2 separate regions of the Mus musculus genome follow, and region 1 is linked to region 2. The links are chromatin loops, found by intact Hi-C in ENCODE. Cell type or tissue: left cerebral cortex. All regions are shown on one strand. Each heading gives the region's core, and the rest is flanking DNA. Links, peaks and the distances in the headings are about the cores only.

Region 1 (11,712 bases), core at 1,952-9,951, 270 kb before region 2:
GCTTGAGCCAACATGCCAGTTCTAATTGTTCATTAATAAAAAAATCATTTATTTACTAATTGTGTGTGTGTGTGTGTGTGTGCATGAACTCACACACAAGTGCCAACTGTACATGCCGGAGATCAGAGTCACTTCTTCCCTCCCAGTAAGTGGGTCCCAGGGATTAAACTCAGGTTGTCCAACTTGGAAGCCTTTCTTTGCCCACCGAGTCATCTTGCCAGCACTGATGGTCCACTTTAAATATGTGAATTGTATAGTGTGTCTATCATACCTCAGTCAAATTATTACTTTAAAAAATGGCAAGTCCTTAACACCCAGCCTAAAGAGACTATTGAACTGAGCTAGAGGAGTTAATGGGGAGGAAAACTGACTTTGTGCTGACTTTTCTCCCCTGCGTTCTGCATCCCCCATGGATAGGCTCATCTTGTTCCCAGCATGCCTTGTGGCTGCAGATGTACCTAAGGAGTCTCTTTCAGTCAGCTTCTGGGGAAAGATGCTGATGAGATGATTATAAATTAGGTACCAAACCCTAAAGGTCTTCAAGGACAGAGGGAGTTTGCTCCAAGAAGCAGCAGAAGGCTCTGTACTCAGCACTCAGCATTGAGAAGCTGGGCAGGGACCATGCGCCTAACAATGGGAAGTGTTTTTGGGTTAAGGTATATAACCCATATATGGGTATATTAGACAATGGATTAAAGGGCAAGATTTATAGCGCTGAAGCTCAAAGAGGTCTACCTGAAGGCCTGGTTGTGATGAGAGGCCGGGCCACCGTGCTGGGTGGGCTCACCAGCCCACACCAGAAGCTTGGAGGAAAAGTCACAGGAACAATGTCAGGAAGGAGGTGATGAGCGTGTCACAGAGTCACAGCCAATGCTTATGGTGAGTTTCCTGGGTGACAGGCTCATTCTTCTGATGCCCTCTCATCCTATGGGACGTGCTAACTGAAGCTGTCGTGTGGAACATGGGCTACAGAGCACAGTTCCCTGCTTAGGCTGCTGTGGGCTGACATGTTGAAGGAGCTGCTGTTTAATCTCAAGACTGACACTGTAACAGCGGGTATTTCTTTCTTTGTGTTTTGCGGATGTCTGTTTTATTGTTTAAATTATGTGTGTACATGTGTGTCTGTACAAAGATATGTGTGTGTGGGAGTGCATATACCTGCAGGGGCCAAAAGAGAGTATGCTCCCACATAACTGGAGTTATAGGCAGTTTTGAGTCACCCAGCTTGGGTCCTCTGCAAGAACTGTATGCATTCTGTTTGTTTGTTTGTTTTCCAAGATGGGGTTTCCCTGTTTAGTCCTGGCTGGCTCTATTGACCAGGCTGGCCTTGAACTCAGAGATCTACTTGCTTCTGCCACAAAGTGCTAGGATTAAAGGTGTGTCCCACCAGGCCTCATAGCTGTCTGGGCTCTTAATCTATGAGCCATCTCTCCAGCCACAATACTGGACATTCCACTACATCTTGGGGATATTGGCAACTGGAAACAACATGTTGTGACCCTTTGAAGGCGGTCCCACTTAAAAGACACATGATGTCACTGTCAACATCCTCTTCATTCATCGCCCTGGTTTTGACCATTTCTGCTATTTGATGCACGTTCCTTTCTCCTAATGCAGACGCTCTTAGAGGCCTGCTGGCAAGCAAACTGGGAGGAAGCATAGTCTTGGGCTTCCTCTTTCTAGGTAACTCCAACCACATCACATGAGCTCCTGGAGCCTCAGCTTCTGGGTCTGCAACATCAGAATTACTCCTGCCTTGCCTTGTGCCCTAAATGGTCACGAGGCTTCGAGGATGCGGAGAGTGAGTGAGCATGTTGGATGAGAAGTGCACATCTGGGTGGGAGACGCACCCCGCACCTCTGGAAGCAAGGTGAAAGTACAACAAACAGGCCAGTCGTCATCAGAGGTAGAATGGTGTTCCTCTGGCCCCACCAAACATCCCAGTCCCTGGACCCTGTCAATACATTAGGGCACAGGGTAAATGACAGATGAGGCAGCTGTCAGGAATAAAGTTGCCTATCAGCCGATCTTAAAACGGGGGGGGGGGGGCGTGTTCTGTGTGGTCTGAGTGGGCTCCATGTAACCACAAGATCTTTAAAGCAGAGAAGATAGCCGACTGAAAGACAGAGCCAGTGGCTGGAGCCTAGAAAGATTCCACCCAGCTGGGACGGTGGTACACACCTTTAATTCCAGCATTTAGGAGGCAGAGGCAGAGGCAGGCGGATCTCTGTGAGTTCAAGGCCAGCCTGGTCTACAAAGTGAGTTTCAGGACTGTTACACAGAGAAACCCTGTCTTGAACATCCCTCTCCTCCAAACAACAACAACAACAACAACAACAACAACAAGGAAACTGGGTGTGGATGCACACCTGTGAAGTTAGTTCTCGGGAGATGGAGGCAGATGAGAAGTTTAGGGTCTTCCTCAGCTACATCACAAGTTTAAAGCTAGCCTGGCCTACGTGAGACTTTGTCTCAGAGAGAGGAGTAAAAGGGGCTGGGGAGAGAATAGATGGACCAACTGAAAGAAGCAGGAGAAATGAATGCCTAGCCTGTGAGTGACATACCATGAGCACCGTGGGATGGGCTAGCCTGGGAACGCAGGGGCTATCATCACCAGTGTAAAGAGGTCAGGGACAATGTTGACAGCAGGAAATCAGGGATGCAGAGCAGATGCTCCTGGTTTGACTAGGGACGTCCCAACTGGTGCCTGGATAGTATGTAGGAGGGTATGTAGGGGGATGCAGGGTAGAGACAAGAGGCTTCTGGGTAGACAAGGATGTATGTCATTGACAAAGAGGACAGGCCTGGGGAGAGGCAGGACCAAGGAAACAAACTCAGAAAGGCCGAGATGGAGCGCAGAGCCCCTGCAGCCCAGCAGTCCCAGCAGCCCCAGCAGCCCCAGCAGCCCCAGCGTGGGATTGGAGGGGTCAGGAACCCGGAGCTGAAGCCTGGCTCGTACTACAAGCTGACAGCAGAGCCTGCAGACAAGTGGGAACGAAGGATCTCAAACCACATTCAGCTAAGGATAGTTATCTGTGCAGTCTGACACAAAATTAAAACACAAGTTTGGTTTTTTTTAAACTCTCTTGCACAATTCTTGACTGTGAACTTGTAGATGGTAACCTCATGTTCCAATGTCCAAAGGTCAAGTGCACCTGATTCCTAGACAATTCATTCACCTCCATCAACAAGTAAGTATATATTCTGTCTGTCTCTTTCTAGAATTTGTTCAAAACCTCCCAGCCCTGTGCTGTGCTCACACACACATTGCACAAATATACTTGACCTTCTGGAGAGTCCCTCCCACTGTGAGCCTGGAGTTCTCTGGGCAGCTACCTAGAGGCATCCACAAAAACCCTTCTCTGGGGACCACAGCGGTGACAGCATATGTATATCTGAGGTCTATGACATTTGTCCTGCCCGCCGCAGCAGAAGGTGGAGACTACCTTCTAAGATTAGAACAGATTTCCCAAGGACCAGGCTTTTTGCCTGCCAGCCAGCTGCTGCCTCTCCTGTTACAGCAGCCTCCTCCTGGCTCCCTGTGGGCTGGAGCCAGCACAGCCAGGAATAGGGGTTTTATCAGGACTTCTCAGGATGTCCCATGCTTGGGGTGCCCTCAGAAGTGAGTGGAACTGAGTCCCAGAGTCCCTAATGTTGAGAGTCTCACAAAGAGTGATGTGGGGAGGAGAAAGTCCCTTAAAATATCTTCGGTCTGAGTTGTGGACCTAGTTCACAAGCAGAAGAACCTACTGGTAATTCCAGTTGCTACAGTGCCCTGAGCACCTTCCAAATACCAACCCATCTACGGACACAGCTTTGTAGAACTTATGCAACACAATAGAGTCTATCAATAGAAGGAGGAATATTGGCTACTAATGGTTAGAGAAACTGAGGCAGAGAGCTATTAACAGGTGATACTCCCTAAGTGTCAGGGACAGCAATGTTCTCCGGTGTCACTCTGGGGAACGTGCACAGAACTCTGTGTCCCATAGATGAGGACTTTCACAGTCCCTGTAGGGAACAGACAGGGAAAGGGCTCATCTGAAAATGACAGATCTGGCAGACTCAGCGCACAGCTGAGGGCTTGTCTGGAAGCCAGGGGCCCCAGGCTTATGGTGTCATCAGAGGCTAGTGAACAGAAGGTAGGAAGCTGAAGACTTTTCCCCGTCAGTCAATATGTATCTGCTGGATGGCTTTACAAACCATGGCTATTTGATTAAATTGCCTGGTATAACTCAGCCACAGTCCCTTGGAAATTCCAGAGAAGAAGCCCCCTATGGCAAGGCTTTTCAAGTGTTTGAAGTCACAGCCGACTGGCTGTTTGCAAGCATGAAGAAAATGTCTCCTGTGCACCGAGTTGACTTGGGCCTGGATTGGTCTTAGAAGTAACACATGTGGAATTGTCCAGTATAGAGACAGAGGCTAACAGAAGGATAAAACTTAATTATTTTAAATAAATGTTTGAGTTCACAAGCCTGCCTAACAACTCTGGCAAAACACTGCCCAGCCCTGAAGAGTGCTGTGAGCCTAGGTATACAGAGACCTCACCTGGCAAACTGACGCAGGGTGTTTCCCTACCCGCCAAGAACAGCCTGGGCACTTACACAAACTGTGCCAGGCGGCTGTCACCCACCTGCACATTTGTCCAGAAGCAGCTGTTCCTTCTCTGTCCTACCTTGTCTTAGACTCGTGCATTCAAGCTTGCTGTAGCCTGTGCCCTGCACCTCAAAGTACTCAGGGCATGCCAAGAAATAGCTCCTTTCATAACGGAGGGTACTGTGGAAGATGTCCATTCAACTGTCATCAGTATTTTAACTTCGGCTTACAGCTTATTGGGGCAATAAAAATCCCCCAGAGAGGAAGGATAAGGAAAACATGAGGAAGAAGCCTGATCCAGGATGTGATATTTAAATAAGATGAGCAGAAGTGGTGTGGACAATGTGCATGGTGTGTGTGTGTGTGTGCATGGTGTGTGTGTGTGTGTGTGTGTGCATGGCTGTGTGTGTATGTGTGTGTGTGCATCGTGTGTGTATGTGTGTGTGTGTATGTGTGTGTGTGCATGGTGTGTGTGTGTGTGTGCATGGCTGTGTGTGTATGTGTGTACTTGCAACAAGAGAGTTACATAAAAGCCCGTTGAGAAGAGATTCTTGAGGACCAGGAAGCTTGTGTGATTGAAACTAAGTGGTCCTTTAAAACACATCTCTGTGAGAGTCTTTCCTGCTGTCAGCCCTGAGCACAGACACAGTGTGGTTAGTTCCAGCCTCTAGGGCAGTGAGGTTGCTCAGTGAATACAGACACTTGTTATGCAAAACCTAAGGAGACTGCCCAGGAGTTTGCAGGTCAGCTAGCTTAGGGCATTCAGCCCAGCAGAAATAAGAGACTACCTCAACAAGGTGGGGAGAGCGGTCAGACTCTCCCGGAAGGGGACAGAACGGAGACAGGCCAAGGCGGTGATGGTCAGGGCTGTGGAGCAAACACCCGACGCCAATCTTACTTTTACGTGACTGTAGACAGATGACTTCACCTCTGGGATGTTCAGGATCTTGTCTATAAAGGAGAGACAGTAGCTCTTCCCACCATGGGCTGCTATAACAATCAGATGGGGTTGCTGGAGAGGTGGCTCAGAGATCGAGGGCAAACTGCTCTTGCAGAGAACCTGGGGTTCAGATCCCAGCACCCACATGGGTGGCTCCCAAACCTCTATAACTCTAGCGCCGACGAATTCGACGCCCTCTTCTGGACTCTGGGGGTACTGCATGCACAGGGTGCACAGATAAACAAGCAAAACACTCATACACATAGGAAAAAAAATAAATCATTTTTAAAAAGAAATCGAATGAGGGGGTGTGTGCAGACTATCTGTCAGCCTGAGTGTTCTATAAATGCAAAGGTGTTTGGAAGCTATCCCGAAAAGGTGCAAGCTGCACAGGATGTTAAGGGGAGACTCTTGACCTGGATCCTACCACCCAAGGAGAGACTGCAAAAACCAAGGCAGGGGAGCAGACGTCACAGTGCTGCCCTCTAGAGAGAGCGCTGGACGTCCAGGGAAGGGTGAGGACCTGACTGAGACTACTGGAAAGGACTTTGTAATACTGGGCATGTTTGGAGCAGGGTCATAGAGAGTTCAGGGACATTCCATATCTAGTTCACCACAGCAAATGGAAAAGTATAGAGGAGATCTGGGAAATGGAGACTTCCTGTTAAGGAGCACATGGAGGACTTACAGAGGAGGGAAAGGAGAACAGCAGCTAAAACACAGAATTATTCCACACTGGTATCTGCTATGGGATCTGGTCAGAGAATGGGCTTGAAGCCTAAGGGAAGCTGCACCACAGAACTCACTCAGCAGGGCCTGAGGGGAGCTGCACCACAGAACTCACTCAGCAGGGCCTGAGGGGAGCTTCACCACAGGACTCAGCAGGGCCTGAGGGGAGCTGCACCACAGGACTCAGCAGGGCCTGAGGGGAGCTGCACCACAGGACTCACTCAGCAGGGCCTGAGGGGAGCTGCACCACAGAACTCACTCAGCAGGGCCTGAGGGGAGCTTCACCACAGGGCTCAGCAGGGCCTGAGGGGAACTGCACCACAGGACTCACTCAGCAAGGCCTGAGGGGAGCTGCACCACAAAACTCACTCAGCAAGGCCTGAGGAGAGCTGCACCACAGGACTCACTCAGCAAGGCCTGAGGAGAGCTGCACCACAGGACTCAGCAGGGCCTGAGGGGAGCTGCACCACAGGACTCACTCAGCAAGGCCTGAGGGGAGCTGCACCACAGGGCTCAGCAAGTTTTGCTAAATTCCCACACTTGGCTCTGGGGTTTCTAAGATTTCAAAGGCAAACAGATAACTCAGCTGCAAGGAGGGATGTAGCATCAGAGTGCAGGACACATGCGCGCCAACCTGACATGCTTCCCCTTTTAAATGGAGCTGGAGATCCTAGACACTATTAAAAAACAAAAACAAAACAAAAAACCCCCAACAAAACACAAAAACAATTTAAAGAAGCAGAAGCTTCCTATAGCTATTAACACTTTTTAAAGCTGATTTTGGTGTGTGGCTTATGTACACTTTTGCATGCATTGTGTACACATATGTGTGCAGGTATGGACTCATGGCATGTCCACATGCGGCGGCCAGCAGGCAGCGTTTGGGTCCTCCTCCATCACTCTTCTTCTTTTCTGAGACAAGTTTCTTTAGTCAACATGGAATTCACTGGTTCAGCTACACTGGCCATCCAGGAAGCTCCCGGGATCTCCTGCTTCTGCCTCCCCAGGGCTGGGCTTAGGCACACACCACCATACCCAGCTTCTGTGTGGGGCTCTGAGGGCTTGAACTCAAGTCCCTAAGTGTGCAGAGCCAAGCTTACAAACTGAGCCTTCTCTCCAGTCTCTGAAAACTTGCATGGTAAAAATGCTATACACAAAGGGAAGGAAAAGAACTCCTAACAAGACAGAAAGGGGGCGACATCTGCCATAGAAAGCAAGCTGGCATGACAAGGACATGGTGTGTGTGTGTACACAAATATGCAAGAGTAACAAGCCAGTCTACTTAAAGACATGCCCAGGCTCACTCATTGTAAGGACATGTGAACTACGGAAGCACCAGATTGCTGTGCCTTTCACACGGGCAGGAAGGAGAAGCTGGAGGAGCCAGAGGCCATGGGGGAGCCCTCATATACTGCTGGAGGAAATACGAGTTGTTTCAGTGCTTTGAGAAAGCAATTTGGAAGCATATATTAAACTCTATTATACAAATCTTCCCGGCTTGGCCTCATGTTCTATCTACCTCACAGATTGTAGAAGGCCCGGTGTGTATGGGCACAAAGGCCACCGTGGCAGCACTGTGTACACCAGTAAAGGCATGACGACACAGAGAATGCCCGTAAAAAAAAAAGGAAATGGTTTGCAGTGTATCCACATAACAGGCGATTACAAAACCATGAAAAGGACTGAAAGAGAACGCTCTGAACTTCCACAAAATGTTATAACACACATATAGAAGCAGACACAGAGAAGCCAACAGGCTGCAAAACCTGTGCGTCTGTACATGTGTGTGCAAACACATGCAACTGGATAGCTACGTGAACATAGGTATTCTGCAGAAAGACGTACATGAGGTTTCTAGGGACTGAAGCTGATTTGAGGGGAAAACAAAAATATCGTTGGGAAAACCTAGGGTGTCGGGAGAATCCCAGTCACGTGAAAAGGTATGAGACTGGGCACACGTGTGCTGGCATACAGAACAAGACAGCAACTCAGAGCTGATCGTAAAGCTGTCCATCACACATTTTTAAGGGAAAGAAAGGTAGTCGCTGAGATATATTAAAATACAAAATAGTGTGTGTGTGTGTGTGTGTGTGTGTGTGTGTGTGAAATTGATGAAGTGAGATTTCCAAGCTCTGTCCTCTGAGGAAGGTGTGGCTGGGGAGCAAACCCTGGAAACCACCCAAGGGAGGGAGTTGCCAGGGATGTCAACTCCGAGTCCCAGGTGTCTACAGAATGGGCATGCGTGCCCAGAGGGGAAGAGGAGAGGAGGCGGAGTTACTAATAACTGCACGAAGAGATTTCGGTACTAAATGTAAGTATGTGTGCCCTGGAGGTGGTTTTAGGAAAACTGGAACTGAAGCCAGCTTGCAGTAGCGGCAGACACGTTTTAAATGCTGCCTCTTCCTCCTCTCCGATCAGTCTGAAGCCCAAACAGCCACTCAACCCCACCATCCCCTCAGAAGAGACAGATTTCCAGAATTAGGAGCATAGGTGATTTCCTTTCGTCCCCACGCCTCTGATTTCCTAAGAGCCTTGAATAACCCAGTTTAAACTCATATTCCCGGCAATAAACAAGACTACATCCTCCTCAGAGGCCATGGAGTCATCGGCCTGGGGAAGGAGAAAGAAGACGGGAGCCAATATAGTCGGAGCACTTCCTGTGTCTATGTCACTGACATCAGCTCTTAGCCCTCGCTGCATCCTAGGAGCTACAGGATACCACAGTGTCAGTTACCGCGAGTCAGTTCCTCAGCTACTTGCTGGCTCAGTGGCACTGGCTTCAAAACTTGTTGAGTCTGACTCAACATGCAAGATCTTACTCTTCAAGGTCTATGTCTGCTCGATATGTTGGTGTTATGGACAGAAGATGCTAATCTGATTCCACAGCTTAACCCTGAGAGCAAAGTCCCACTTCTGTATAGATGGAAAATGTATCTCCAGAATACGTGAGCTTCATGCTGAGCCTGGGGTGGTGACCTTCGCAGGCTGAGTCCATGACATGCCCCAGGGTCAGAGGCCTTGGGGTGTTCAGAGACCAAGCAAATGACATAAAAGAAGGATGGGTGGGTAAGCCACGCCCATCTAAACGAATATGGCGGCTGATGTTCACCTATGCCTCCACATGAACGATTTGATCTGACTTTCAATAGAAGATTATAACATGTAATGAAGGTGGGAAACTTGCATTTGGCCAAGCCCGGTGTCCATTTGCCAGCACTAACTCATGGGAAGAATTCTGTCATCATGCAACAACCATTTCCCTCACCAATTCCATGTGACAGTCTTTGGCTTAATATATTAATTTATTTTTAATCTTTACAAGCTTGTATACTTTTCTTAAAATTCATTGATACAAAAGGTATTATTTCTTCTTCCTTGAATTCCAAGTAGAATTATACTATAAAACTCCAGCTAAGATGAAAGGCCTGGGCTCAAACTCTCCTCCTGTCCCTTAACAACTATTAGACCTCTTACCCTTCGGAACCTTAGTTCCCTAATCAACAAAACGAATCACTGTCTACACCGAGAAACTCCTGACCTCCTGCAACTCCAGCTTTGCACAATCCAATGGCCTGTCTAGCCTCTGAGGACATCTGCACTCATACGAACATACCTACACACAGACACATATGTGCACATAGTTAAAAGTAAAAATAAATCATAAAAAAGAGTCATTTGGCTAGGTGTACTGGGGCATGCCTTTAATCTGAGCCCTCAGGAGGCAGAGGCAGGCAGATCTCTGTGAGTTTGAGGCCAGCCTGATCTACATGGTAAGACTCTGCCATCCCCACAAAAAGGAAAGAAAAGGAGTCACCTCAGCTGTGCGAGTTGGTGTATTCCTTCAGTTCCAGCACTTGGCTAGAGGCAGGTGGGTCTCTGAGTTCTGAGTTCAAGGCCAGCCTGATCTACAGAGTAAGTTCCAGAACAGCCCGGGCTACACAGAGAAACTGTCTCAGCCAACAACAAACCAACAAGACCCACCTCCTAGAATGGCTTTAAAAGAAGCCACATAATAAAAATATTCCAGGAACATTCTTTCTATCCAGTCTAAAAGGTAGCCATGAGGTGTCATAAATCCACGTAGGCTATAAACAAATAAACTGAGGAAGGTATTATTTTAATAAGTGTCTCTTCGCTTTATAACAGGATTTCCTGTAACAGGCCTCTCTGGTACACAGAGGACCTGGTGTTTTCCACAAACGTTTTAGGTTTGGGCAACTTTTTGTTTTTAAATGAAGAAGTGTTGTGTGTTTTCAATGTCAGAGGAAAAGGCTTTTCACCTGTGGTGATGGGGGAGCTGTCTTGCAGGTGAGAAGCCAAGAACAGCTCTACCTGGTTGCCTAGCAGCCACATCCCTCCACCCAGCCCCCAGTCCCCAAGGACTCCACAGCCAGCTGTGGAGATGGAGTAGGGATACCACCGTTGGGGTAGGGAGTAAGGAGTGAGAGAGGGTGATGGAGGGTGGGGGCAGCGGGATGGGGCTGCGGGGCAGATGGGGTGCAAGGTTGGGGGAGTGGTACAGTCATTGCACCTTGCTGGGAGGAGATCCAGGGCAGTGACCCCAGTCAAAGCAAGGATTTTGGAGCTCTCGAGAACAAAGCAGATTATATCATGGACTCTGTCCTTTCCACAGCAGCTCCATAGGAAACACCTGTAGAGCAGGAAGCTAGAGAGATTAAAAATATCTGCCTGATCCCTTAAAAAAAATAAATAAAAGATGAGAGGAAAATGGTCTCTTGTCTTCACAGGGAAAACAAACAAAGCGATATCTGGTTTGAGCCATTTCCTCTCAGCGAAGCACAGCCCTCCCCAGCCAGAGCTGGGCCTGGACCACACATTTGAACAGCCCAAGACATCCTGATAATTGATGGTGCCTATGAGGGACGGGCTTGGAACAGGTTCCCAGTCCCAAGCTTGGGGCTTCTTATGCCGGAGGGTGTATTAGGGGAAGCTGAGATAACCTCATTTCCTTGCGGAGATACGCAGCCTCCAGCCAGCTTTGGAAACAAGGGGCCCTTGTGTCCCTAGGGTCACAAAGGGCGGTGATGACAACCCCATCCAGAAAGGACATGGTGCTGTCTTTACAGGACCTGGCTGAGCTCAGGCTCAGACTGAGGGTGGCAATCCAGAAATAGATCGTGCTGGCTCCTTGATGTCTCATTTGCAAGAAGCCTGGCGCTTTTGTCCTTAGCGTCCCTTTCTGGCAGAGCGTCCACTGACCCCAGGCTGCTATCCCCTCTCCCTCAGTTCCAGCCACTGGTGATGCTTGTATCGTATCACCGCTTTCTCTGCTCTTTCACCAACCTTCCTTCTGCTTCCCAGATAATCATTCTCAAAATTGAGTTCAGTCATGATCTTACTTGGTTTACCTGTTTCATGCTACCCACTGTATGCTGGGAACATCTTTGTACAGGTCGAACAGCCTGAATCTTCAAATCCTTAACCAG
Region 2 (11,712 bases), core at 1,438-9,437:
CAGCCTCAACCAGCAAGGGATTAGTACAGGCACTGACTTTCACTTGCCATGTATTTTAATGTCAAGCTCTTTCATAATTAGTTTAACTATATGTTTACATATATTCCTAGTTCATGAAATTCTGAATAAATCTAGTTTAATGGTGCACACAAAATCAAGTGTGGCAGCTGAATTCAGATTGCTAGTGCCTGCATAAAAAAAGCAAAAACCAAACATAAATGGTAGCTCCGTTTGTGACCTAGGTGGATGAAGACGGATGAATTTGGAACTCAATGGCTAGTAAGCCAGTCTAACAAATTAGTGAGGCACTGTTTCAAAAAATGAGGGGAAAGTGACTGAGGAAGATACTCAATATCATCCTCCGGCCTCCATAGGCATGGACACGCACACACATACACAAACATGCATTTATACATACTCTACAGTCACACACATGTTTATTCTAAAAAATTTAAAAGCCAAATATGTAATTAGTTCAAACTACCTTCCTTATTTTGTAGCTTAGAATGTTCAATAAAAATTACTTAGATACATCCTACTAATTATGCTTCTACATGATAGTTATTTTTTAATTACCAATTTGACTGGACTTATAGTTACCTAGGAAACACCTGTATCTCTGAGCATATCTGTGAAGGTATCATGGACTGAGTACTAAAGGAAAAGGAAAGCAAACTGAGCAGGTAGCAGCCCGCCTTTCTGCCTCCTGACTTTGGACACAGTGTGATACATGAGCTCACATACTCTTGCCATAGTTAGAGCTAGTTTCACTGTTCATCATCACCATGATATACTTAGACTGTGAACTAAAACACAGCTTTTTTTGCTAAAGTTGCTTCTATCAGGTATTATGTTATAGCAATAAGAAGAACAATATGGCTACTTGAGTTGCCTATCTGTCTAGAGTATGTCTGACAGTTACATATGTGTATATATTTCAGAATATTTTAAGATGAGTTATTTCATTGCTTCTTATAAAATCTCTATAGCTAGGTAATGTTCTCATTATGTAAACAATGTCTCACACTACCAAGGTAGCTACATGGTGACTTGGGGAGGCCAAGGCACTAACAGTTATAAAAGCCAATGAAACTAAAAATAAAGAACTCAGGCTACACTAAACTGAGCAATTAAGTCTGAATACTTGTTATTTTTTCATGTGGTAAGAGCCTCAAGCTTGAATCATGAAGACTGGATTTAATTATCATACTCTCTAGAATGTTTTCCAGAGTTTTATCCTGTAGTGTCCTTCTAGTCAAGTGTAAGAATTCCCCAAGTGTGGCTGGAAACGCATAAAAATAAGTAGTTTTCTAGTTTTTTTAAGTCCAAAATTTAATTGGAATTTTGGTCATTTGGTGAGAATGGTGAGTATGAGAGATTTGGTGTTGGTGTGTGTTGTTTAATGCTGAAAGAGAGATATCAGCTTATGATCACCTGTAAGCCTGTATAGCAGCAAGAACTCACTAAAATGTTATTACAGGTTGAGCACAAATGAGAAATTAGATTTTTCTTTTTGAAAATGTGATTTCTTTTTTCAGTTCTCTATGAAAATGGAAAACACTTTAAAAATTTAAAAGTATAAACCAAAGATAAAATCCTAAACAAAAAAGATCACTTTACACAAAAAGGGTAGCAAAACATTGACACATGTGAACACACAGAACAAACATGAGCTTTAACATATTCACTAAAAGCCTCCAGGAAGAGAAAAACCCACTCACCCTGAAGGCTACAAACTGACAAGCTCCTTCTGCTATCCACTGGCACAGGAGAGACCTTTTATTCTTTTAGAAATTTTCTCAACTTAAATTGGATGCAAATAAGCCAGGTGTGGTCCTTACAACTATAACACTGCTAGTCCCTGCTGAGTTTCCATAGCAACAGACACAGCTGGTAATGGCTCACCAAAAGTTGTACTGACCTCAGACGGATTTAAAAAGTTTCAATTGTGCAAGCAATTGTGGTATCTTAGTAAAAAAAAAAAAAAAAAAAAAAAAAAAAAAAAACACAATTGTTTTTAAAAATCTATCTTTGCTTGAAGTTTCAAGTAAAATAAATTTCTACTAATCCAAAAGTGACCTCCAGCCTAACAGCAGGGGCTAGTGTGTCTGTTAAATTAGAGGAAGGCAATCATCAAATTTAGGAAAAATGTTTTGACTAAAGAAGTTGAGCTCTTTCTTGTGAGACTAGGCCGGGGCCTAGCAAACACAGAAGTGGATGCTCACAGTCAACTATTGGATGGATCACAGGGCCCCCAATGGAGGAGTTAGAGAAAGTACCCAAGGAGCTGAAGGGATCTGCAACCCTATAGGTGCAACAACAATATGAACTAACCAGTACCCCAGAGCTGCATATGTATCAAAAGATGGCCTAGTTGGCCATCACTGGAAAGAGAGGCCCATTGGACTTGCAAACTTTATATGCCCCAGTACAGTGGAATGCCAGGGCCAAAAAGTGGGAGTGGGTGGGTAGGGGAGTGGGGGGGGGGTATGGGGGACTTTTGGGATAGCATTGGAAATGTAAATGAGGAAAATACCTAATATATATATATATATATATATATACACACACACATACATAAAGAAGTTGAAAAGAGAAAAAAAATTAAGTCAATATTTATGGGAGTAAGGGTGGGGTTCCCTTAATGTAGTAAACAGCACCCAGAGAGACTAACAGTTTATTAAAGTTCTGAATTAAAGAATGTGCCTCGTTTCCTTAAATTAATGTGCTATGGCTGTTCTTTGGCCTAATTAAAGTGTTTGTAGTCATAGAGATAGTAGCTGGGTCAGCACTATCATCAACACCAACTTAGAATATAAATTCTTGGGTCCTACATCAGATCTACTAAATTAGAAACTCTAAGGGCGGAGGTTCCAGAAATATGTTCTGAAATCAATTCTCTATAAGATTCTGAACAGTGTAAAGTGTGAACACTGATTTACAGCGTCAAACTTCAGAGAGATATGTGAAAAACTGCAGGGATTTATTCTACTCTTTGGAATCCGAGTGAGAGTAATAGAATAAAATCTAAGGAGCTTACTAGCCTTCTGAAAGGAGTCTGCTGGCTGGTATCCTCTGTCTAAAGAAGATGCAGAGTATCAAGTTGGGCAGGTCTGTTTCTGTTACATGCAACATTACCAAGGGGTAACCAAGAGTCTTTATTATACAAGGAGAGGAGAGTCTTGAACCCAGGCTAACTCACTCACTATCATTCATATTCATTTCCAACCATCTAGGTCTTCACACCCAGGGCAGAAAATTTAACCATTTATCCTTTCATAAAAACAAATTTTCCAAGACAGAAAATGTTTATATGGGGAAGAGTATAAAGTCTGAGCCACAAACTTTAACATCCTTCACTGCTGAATTCTTTAAAAACATAAAAGTATGCATTTCTTTAGTATCTAATTTATTAGATACTGTCTTGATGTACTAAAACTTTTTAAAAACATATTTCTAATGGGTAACATTTCAAAGAACTAGGCTAGCAGCATGAAAGCTATCATAGACATACTAAAATAGTTAATGGAGAAAAAAGCCTCTAGTTAGCTCAAACACATCAGATGTTAAAAATGATGGACTCAACAAGCTGCGCTGGCTAGTTTTATGTCAACTTGACATACAGAATTATCTGAAGGAGGGAACCTCAGTTGAGAAAATGCGTCCATAACACCCTGCTGAAGGTCATTTTCTTAATTAATGATTGATAAGGGAGGGCCTGACCCATTGTGGGCGGTCTCATTCCTGGGTTCTATAAAAATGACTGGGAAAACCATGATGAGTAAGTCACTAAGCAGCACCCCTTCTGCATCAGTTTGAGTTTCTTCAGTGATGGACTATGATGTGGAAGGGTGAGCCCCTATCTTCCCCAACTTGCTTTTGGTCATGGTGTTTCATTACACCAAGAATAACCCTAATTAAGACACCAACGAGGTCATTTTGTGAAATTGCTAAGTGCTTTCAGTACTATCCCATAAAATGTACTTTAAAAATTTGGGGACTAAAGATGTACGCTCAATAGTAAAGCACTTGCCTATTATGTACAAGTCTTGGGTTCAACTCCAGCATGACAATTAACTACTTTAAGTAAATCTAAAGATTGGTCACAATTTATGAGAAAAAAACCAAAACAAATCAGAAAGACAAAGACATTCAAATGAAGTGTTTCCTTATTATCAGGATCTGTTTGTGTAAGTAATATGGTGAAATTTTCTTAGGTCATATATGCATGCATACTTTTTGTTTGAGGGAAGATGCCACTGGAGATGGAACCTAAGGTCTCATATGACACTAGGTAAATGGTTCCCTGAGCTACACATATCAAGCCTCAGACAGGTGACTTAACATACAAATCAGACAACAGGAGAAAGAAAAAAATACACACTTGTTTCCTTTCCTTTGCTTGCCATGTTTTTTGTTTGTTTGTTTGTTTTTCAAGACAGGGTTTCTCTGGCTGTCCTGGAACTCACTCTGTAGACCAGGCTGGCTTCGAACTCAGAAATCCACCTGCCTCTGCCTCCCAAGTGCTCGGATTAAAGACGTGCGCAACCACTGCCCAGCCACCATGTTGTTTTTTTAAAGCTGGGATAGTTGTACCACAGGTGTACCTTATTCAAAGAATGTTTTCCTAAGGAATCAACTTAATGTACTGTCAGCATTTACTCCACTCTTATGGGAAAAGAACTGTGAAAGAATGAACCCTACCTAGGTCTTCAAAGACAGCAATAAAGAATCAATAAGAAATGGATTCAGAATGCGCTTCAGACTAATCACCTCACATAGAGCCATTTCAGCCTATGTATTAACGGTGTTCACTTGATGTGCTGTTTCCACAGGCCTATATTTCTGCTTTTGAAAAAGATTTATTAGCCTATAAAGAATCTGGTTTCCTTATATGTTTTCCAACAAACTGTGCTATTTCTCTTCTCTCCCATCTCCTCTTCTGCCCCCTCCACCTCCAGTAGCCTCCTTCCCACTTGCCTCCTGTCACTTCTGTCTTTTGTCCTATCCCCTTTGCTCAGCACTTCTTCCCACCTTGTAGCCTCTGTAATGGTTTGAATATGCTTGGTCCAGGGAGTGGCACTATTAGGAAGTATGGCCTTGTTAGAGTAAGTGTGTCATTGTGGGCATGGGCATGGGGTTCCTCCTGTACCATGCCTGCCTGGATGCTGCCATGCTCCTGCCTTGATAATAGCGGACTGAACCTCTGAACCTATAAGACTGTCCCAATTATATGTTGTACTTCTAAGAGTTGCCTTGGTCATGGTGTCTGCTCACAGCAGTAAAGCCCTACCTGAGACTGCCGCCTATCTAGTTTCATGGCTAAGCCAACTCTTCCTCGTTCCTTTCTTTCTATACATGCAAACATTTAAAGTTTGGAACTTCATGAGAGAGAATATGTAATTTTTGTCTGAGTCTGGGTTACTTCATCTAATATACTTTTCAGATCAAGCCCTTTTTATAAATTCTACTTACAACTGAGTAGAATTTTACTATGTATATATATACCACATTTTCATTATCTACCTGTTGGTGGAGTATTTTTTCCTAACTAAACACATGAAATGTTACAAATTTCTATTTTTTGAGTATAAGATTTTTAGCTGAACTATTTGTTTGTTTGTTTATTTATTTATTTATTTATTTGTATATTTGGTTGGCTCCCAGTGTCTGGCTAAATATTTTTTACCTTATTAATCAAACCTATAACTAAATGAGTGAAATCCTATACAATCAGTTTTGTAACCTTGATATTGATACAAAGAAAGAAACTCAAAAGAACAAAGCAGTTGTGGTCTCTATTAAAGCTTGGTTTAATAGAGATCTATAAGAAAAATTCAAGACAGAGAAGACTTAGACAAGGAAGGACAATTTTGGTTTAAGCTTAAAGACTTGTTAACAAAAAGGCTTTCAGTTAAAAGGAAATGGATAAATACAGGAAGATTTTTTTTTTCAGTGAAAGGCTAGATTGCTTAGAAATAATGCTGACTATCTATTTGGCCTCAGTTTGTGTCATTTTGTGTGAATTCGAAAAGAACAGTTGGATAAATTTCCAAAATGTTGCCCTTTAATGAGTTCCTACCAATAATCTTTCAGTATCATAAATCCGGTCAAACTGATATCATTGCTCATCAAATAAGGAAAACTGCCTACTATGTTTGTTCTTAAACAAAATAAAAATGGTAAAACAGCCACAGCAGATGCTTTCTGATTTACCTTTTGTAGAGAAAGGCAGCCCCAGAGCATCTCTCCTATTTAGGCTCTTCTTCCTTCATATTCAAACTCACTCATTCTGCAATTACAACAAGAAATTCACAATGACCCTTCTTAAAGGGATCACTGGTCTTCTTTAGAGAGAAAAGTCTTCTACATTGCAATCACATTTTACTACCTATGGTGACACTGAGGAAAAGACTCCACAAGACAGTTAGAGAACCCATCTATTGTAATTACAGCTTCTCAATTGTTTTCACAATCCACAAAAACCATGGCAGAGATTTCTACAGCTTTACTCTCAAAGAAGCCAGGAGTAAAAATTCCGCGAAAAGAATATATGTACACTAAAGTTTCAACAACAAACAATGTTTTCATACATTTTTAAAGAATTCATTGTGGAAAAAAGAATTTACTGTGTAGAAAACCTATATAAATAATCAGCTCATCAATAAAATACAGTTTATTCTAAAGAAATTATTATGTTTAAATTCTCTAACATGGCTTGGGGCTATAGCTACTGTCTTTATATTATCTTGTATATCTAAAACACCAAGATTCTTTGGTATTATCTTTTGTCTTATGTAAAGATCTTGCTAAAGTTAACAAGTACTGCTTTTACATACAGTGGCACCACTGTCTAAATACATAAGGACAGAGCACATAACACAGCTGATGAATCAAACATCTGTGACCAAGTGTTTTAATGTGGGGCTGAGTTCTCCACATTATAGAGCCAAATATAAAATAAAAATTAGGATAGGGCCTCTCACATATTTCCCTGAGTTAAGGAAGATAAGCATTTAAATTGTGAAGAGCTGTTGTAGTTTTTATATCATTATAAAATGAAAATCCCCATCATTTTAATATTATATCCTCTCATATGGAAAAGGATGCCACATTCAGTCAAATATGCCCCGTGGCCTTCGCAATTTATGTTCATTCAGGTGAGGACAATCAATTAATCTTTTAAATCAATTAATCTATCACTTCACCTTGTTTTCTCTGAAAACTCATAATTTTAAAATTTGTATACTTGTTTGATTTCTGCTTTTCACTAGAAAGAAAATTTTCTGAACACAAGATATTATGTCTTATTTACTTAACAGCAATTTCACATATGTGGTAGAACCTGAGAGAGGCTCAACCAAATACTTGTACATGAATGAAAAAATGGTTCTGGGAAAGTCAACAAATGTTAAATCAAGCATGAGACTTAGTTCACAATTAAAGGTTTGTTTAAAAAGATTAGAATATGAGTAGAACACTCACTGTTGATTTTGAATAAAGGCAACTAATAAAATTCTATATATTGTTCTCACAGAATACCAAGGGCTCAGCAGTTAAACAAGCAAGCAAACAGAACACTCTCTAGCAACTTCCCCTCTCTGAGGCTAAAGCTATAAAGGACATGATATATATTCTGCTGCAATGCCCTTGGCCATATGAAGAACATCAAGCTCCATTTTATTATGTCTGTGCTTCTCCAGGATTAGGATATGCACTTGGAACAATGCACTTGGAACGGGCTTCTAATGCGTACAATGAAAGCTGAGCATTCTCACCAGTCAATTCCAGATTCAAATGGTAAAACACTGACAGTAAAGACTGATAACTAAGGAGCAAGATCAGTTAACATAGTTCCATTAGATTCATTTTAAATTTTCTTATTCAAATTTAAAATTAGCTCAGCAGCCTGCAAGTAGACACATTTTTTAAAAAGACATTCATTCATTTCAAATTATATCAGAGACATTTGTAAGATGAAAATAATCTTGAGAGAGAGCTAAGATTACAGCTTCTCTTGAAAAATTCTTATTGTACTATCTGCAACGGTTGACGATGAAAGTTGGTAACTGCTCTGTTAATATAAAATAAATTGAATATAGTTTACTAATAGTTACTCATATATTTCCATTTTTTCGTTTATCCTTCTTGTACTTCAGTCTTTCTGAGTTCAGCTTCCTTCAATCTTAAGAAATGTTTCTTAGAAGCTCCTTTAGTAAAGGATATGGTGGTAAGCAACTCAGTTTATCTATCTAAAACCATCATTTCATCTTTATATACGCTCAAAGGTTGCTTTCTCCCAGTGTCCTTAGCTTTCCACTGTTTCTAGTGAACGCCTTTCCATATCCCTGGATGGTGTTCTCAGAGGATGTACACTAGAAATGATGATTAAGAACTGTCTTCTCTAGAACACCAACTGCACTGCACTTCTCATTCTGTTCTCTGTATCTTACTTTCTCTTCATATCTACCTCTAGAACACTAGTAGTAATCTGATTAATTTCCCAAGACCTACTATTAGTTTCTTCAAAATTTCTTTTTCAAATGCATTTGAAATGTAAATTTCAAGGACCACTTTTTCCTGTTTAGAAATTACTCTGCCAAATCTGCCTAGTCATTTTTGCAACTTGTTCTGTGCCTGTGTTCCAATCCACTTTTTGTTTGTTTGTTTTTTGAGACAGGGTTTCTCTGTGTAGCCCTGGCTGTCCTGGAACTCACTCTGTAGACCAGGTTGGCCTTGAACTCAGAAATTCGCCTGCCCCTCTGCCTCCCAAGCGCTGGGATTAAAGGCATGCGGCACCACCCCCAGCCCCAATCCACTTTTAAAGTATTTTTAAGTTGATTTAAATACTAAATTACATTCTTACTACAATCTGAAGTTCATGGGAAAAGAAGTTTCATTCTATTGCTGTTTTTTTCCTATAATTTTCTGATGCAAATTTGATCATATCACAGTTAGATATTTAACAATTCATTTGATGGATACAGAAAGTCACACTGTAGGAAACTTTCACTTCATTACTCCTGTACTTTCCTTCATCCAGTCTCATGGGAGTATCCATATTCATGACTTCCTGCAACAAATCAGCTCCTCTCCTTTGTCCCACCTGGTTCCTGTTATCAGAAACTCTGTAAATATTCATATTCTATGTCATCCTTCACGATCTATCTCCACTGCCATTTCTCACAGGCACTAGACTGAAGAACCTTATTCAACTCAGAAGTCCCCTGAAAACCTATCATAATGTCTTGTCCAAAGAAAAAAGCTCCACAGCAGCTGAGATATAAACACCTGACAAGGGCACTAGAGAATAAGATAAACTTTGTAAGGGGAGTGAGCCTTAAATTGTGATATCCTAACTCTTATTCTAAGTTTTTGTGACTCAAGAGTTTTATTAAGATCACCCTAAAACTGGGAGGTAATGGCACACGCCTTTAATCGGAGAACTAGGGAGGCAGCTAAAATACACTGCTATCTGGTTTTTAATATGACAACCATTTATTGAACATTAGGTGTACCAGACACCATGCTGGACATGCTTAAATATTACCTTTTTAATACTAACAAAATCCTATAAAGAAGTCATTCGTTGTTTTATAGATGAAAAAATGATATTCTGGCATATTACTATCATAAAGATGTTATACATTAGTGGCAGAATAAAGATACATCATCTTTAACTTAACGCTACTATTTCTTATACCAACACCATAGCTGCCAGATTATTTAGAATAGCTTAATTACCACCTCTGAATAAAGAAAAAAATGTGAGCATGAATTGAATATAAGACAGATAAGAACTACTCATTTATCCCTGCAACACACAAAAAAACTTTCAACAAAGCCCAACAATTTATTTATTCAATAGATTAAATACCTTGCAACTACTTGCTCTTACTGTGAAAGAGACCAATAGAAAGTAAAACAAAACAAACACCAGCTAGTAGTAATATTAAAATGGAAGGTCAACTACTGCATATAATAAGAATGCACGGTGAAGAAAGAAAACTATACAAAACTAAAATAGCACAGTAGTCTCCATTTTTTCTTTTCTATAAAGCTCTTCAAAATTAGATGACCCTATTATTATTGATGTATAATCTTCACAAGGTGTATTCTATAGGAACAGGATTTCCTACTCTGTCCCCAGAAGATGGAGAGTTTACACACTGCTTACAGGAGATGCAACAGGGTCTATGTAGAAGAAAAGGAGCAGAAGTCAGAGCATTGAGCCATTTCTCACTTAACCAATAATAATTTCCATCACTTTTAAGTAAACAACCAATTTATGAAATAAAAGAATTGCTTTAAACACTCCAGGGACTGCTTCAGATTAGGACCGCTTCGGATTAGAAACATTCAAGCAACTTTCAATTACTACAGAAAGTATCATTATTTACTACAATTCAGATATTAGCTTAGAGATGTATACAGTTTAAAACCAGTAGAAATGTGAAATCATTAATCAAGGAAATAAAAATGAAAGAAGAAAACTTACCCTAGCACCCTAAATGAAAAACAGGATAGTTGGAGGGCAGATAGGAATAAATACTGAAGAATCTGGCTTGAATTTGAAGTAACTAAGAATTTACTATCTCCACAAATTTCCACGGCAGAATGTGTGAAGTTGGTTAATTAAAAGCATTTACTGATTATTATAAAAATAAATACAATTAAGCACTTATGCATTTCTTACTGTTTATTAAATCTCCTTCATAACATAAAGCATGGAGGACTACTTCCCAAACTATAGAAAAGGGCTGCAGAGATGACTCAGTGGTTAAGAGCACTTGCTGCTCAAATGGAGGACCAAAGTTCAGATCCCAGCATCAGCGTATAAGCCCAGTGATCTGTAAATGTAAATGCCCATTACTCTGAGGAACCTAACCTCCTTTTGGCCTTTGCAAACTCACTTGTGTGCCTGTATAAATGTGTGCATGCACTCACATACACAGAAAAACAAAAAATAAGTAAATAAATAAGATCTTTAACTACATAACACTAGGGGACCAAAGAGGTCGTCTTTTAGTGGTTAAGAGCACTAGCTGCTCTTCTTAGAAGACCTGGGTTCAATTCCCAGCACCTTCATGGTAACTCATAAATAACTGAATGAAACTCCTGTTCCTAGGGGTCTGACACTCTCTTCTGGCTTCCATTGGCCCCAGGCACAAATGTGATATACAAGCATATGTGCATGTGCAATACCCATAAGTTAAAGAATTATTATTCATGTGCTGATCTTAAATACAGAACATTAAACTAGAAAGGTGGTCCAAAGGCTTGCCAAACAAGCATGAAGACCTGAGTTCAAATCTCAGAACTTCTGCAAAACTGACACATGTTTTATGTGTCTGTAATTTCAAAATTCCTAAAGAGAGATGGAAGGCAGAGACAGCAGCACCCCAAGAAGCTCATGGGTCAGCTGGCCCCCAATACAAAGCAGTGAACATGGTCAAAGGTGAGGACCAACACAAAAGCTGTCCTCTGACTTCCATAACCCACATACGCACATGTACTCATATTACACACACACACACACACACACACACACACACACACACTTTTAAAACATTTTTTAAAATTAATCTTGAAAACATGGGACAGTACTTGAAATTTTTTTATCCTAGCAAACTATAATAACTAGCTACTATAAAGCTCAACATCACTCTTGAGTCTAACTTTTTAAACACAGCAGAAAGATAGAGGACCCTA

The links. A loop is a pair of places that touch in the nucleus more often than their neighbours do. Peaks named below come from ENCODE experiments on the same cell type or tissue, not always from the same donor. Only the 100,000 strongest peaks of a DNase experiment are listed, where the experiment ranks them.
Region 1: a loop joins it to region 2, with 4 times the contacts of the local background. A loop is called at or near these places in 10 of 42 quality-filtered maps.

Annotation. Positions count from the first base shown.
Region 1 is chr1:165,673,709-165,685,420 of GRCm38, forward strand. All of the region lies in intron 1 of Rcsd1 (RCSD domain containing 1), which reads right to left. Among named protein-coding and RNA genes, the nearest start is that of Rcsd1, 29 kb to the right of the region's middle. In left cerebral cortex, for the core only: CTCF peaks have their summits at 5,742 (motif pointing left) and 7,467; DNase peaks (open chromatin) are centred at 3,420, 4,060 and 7,511.
Region 2 is chr1:165,946,565-165,958,276 of GRCm38, forward strand. All of the region lies in intron 1 of Pou2f1 (POU domain, class 2, transcription factor 1), which reads right to left. Among named protein-coding and RNA genes, the nearest start is that of Pou2f1, 50 kb to the right of the region's middle. In left cerebral cortex, for the core only: no CTCF peak of the experiment used is centred there; no DNase peak of the experiment used is centred there.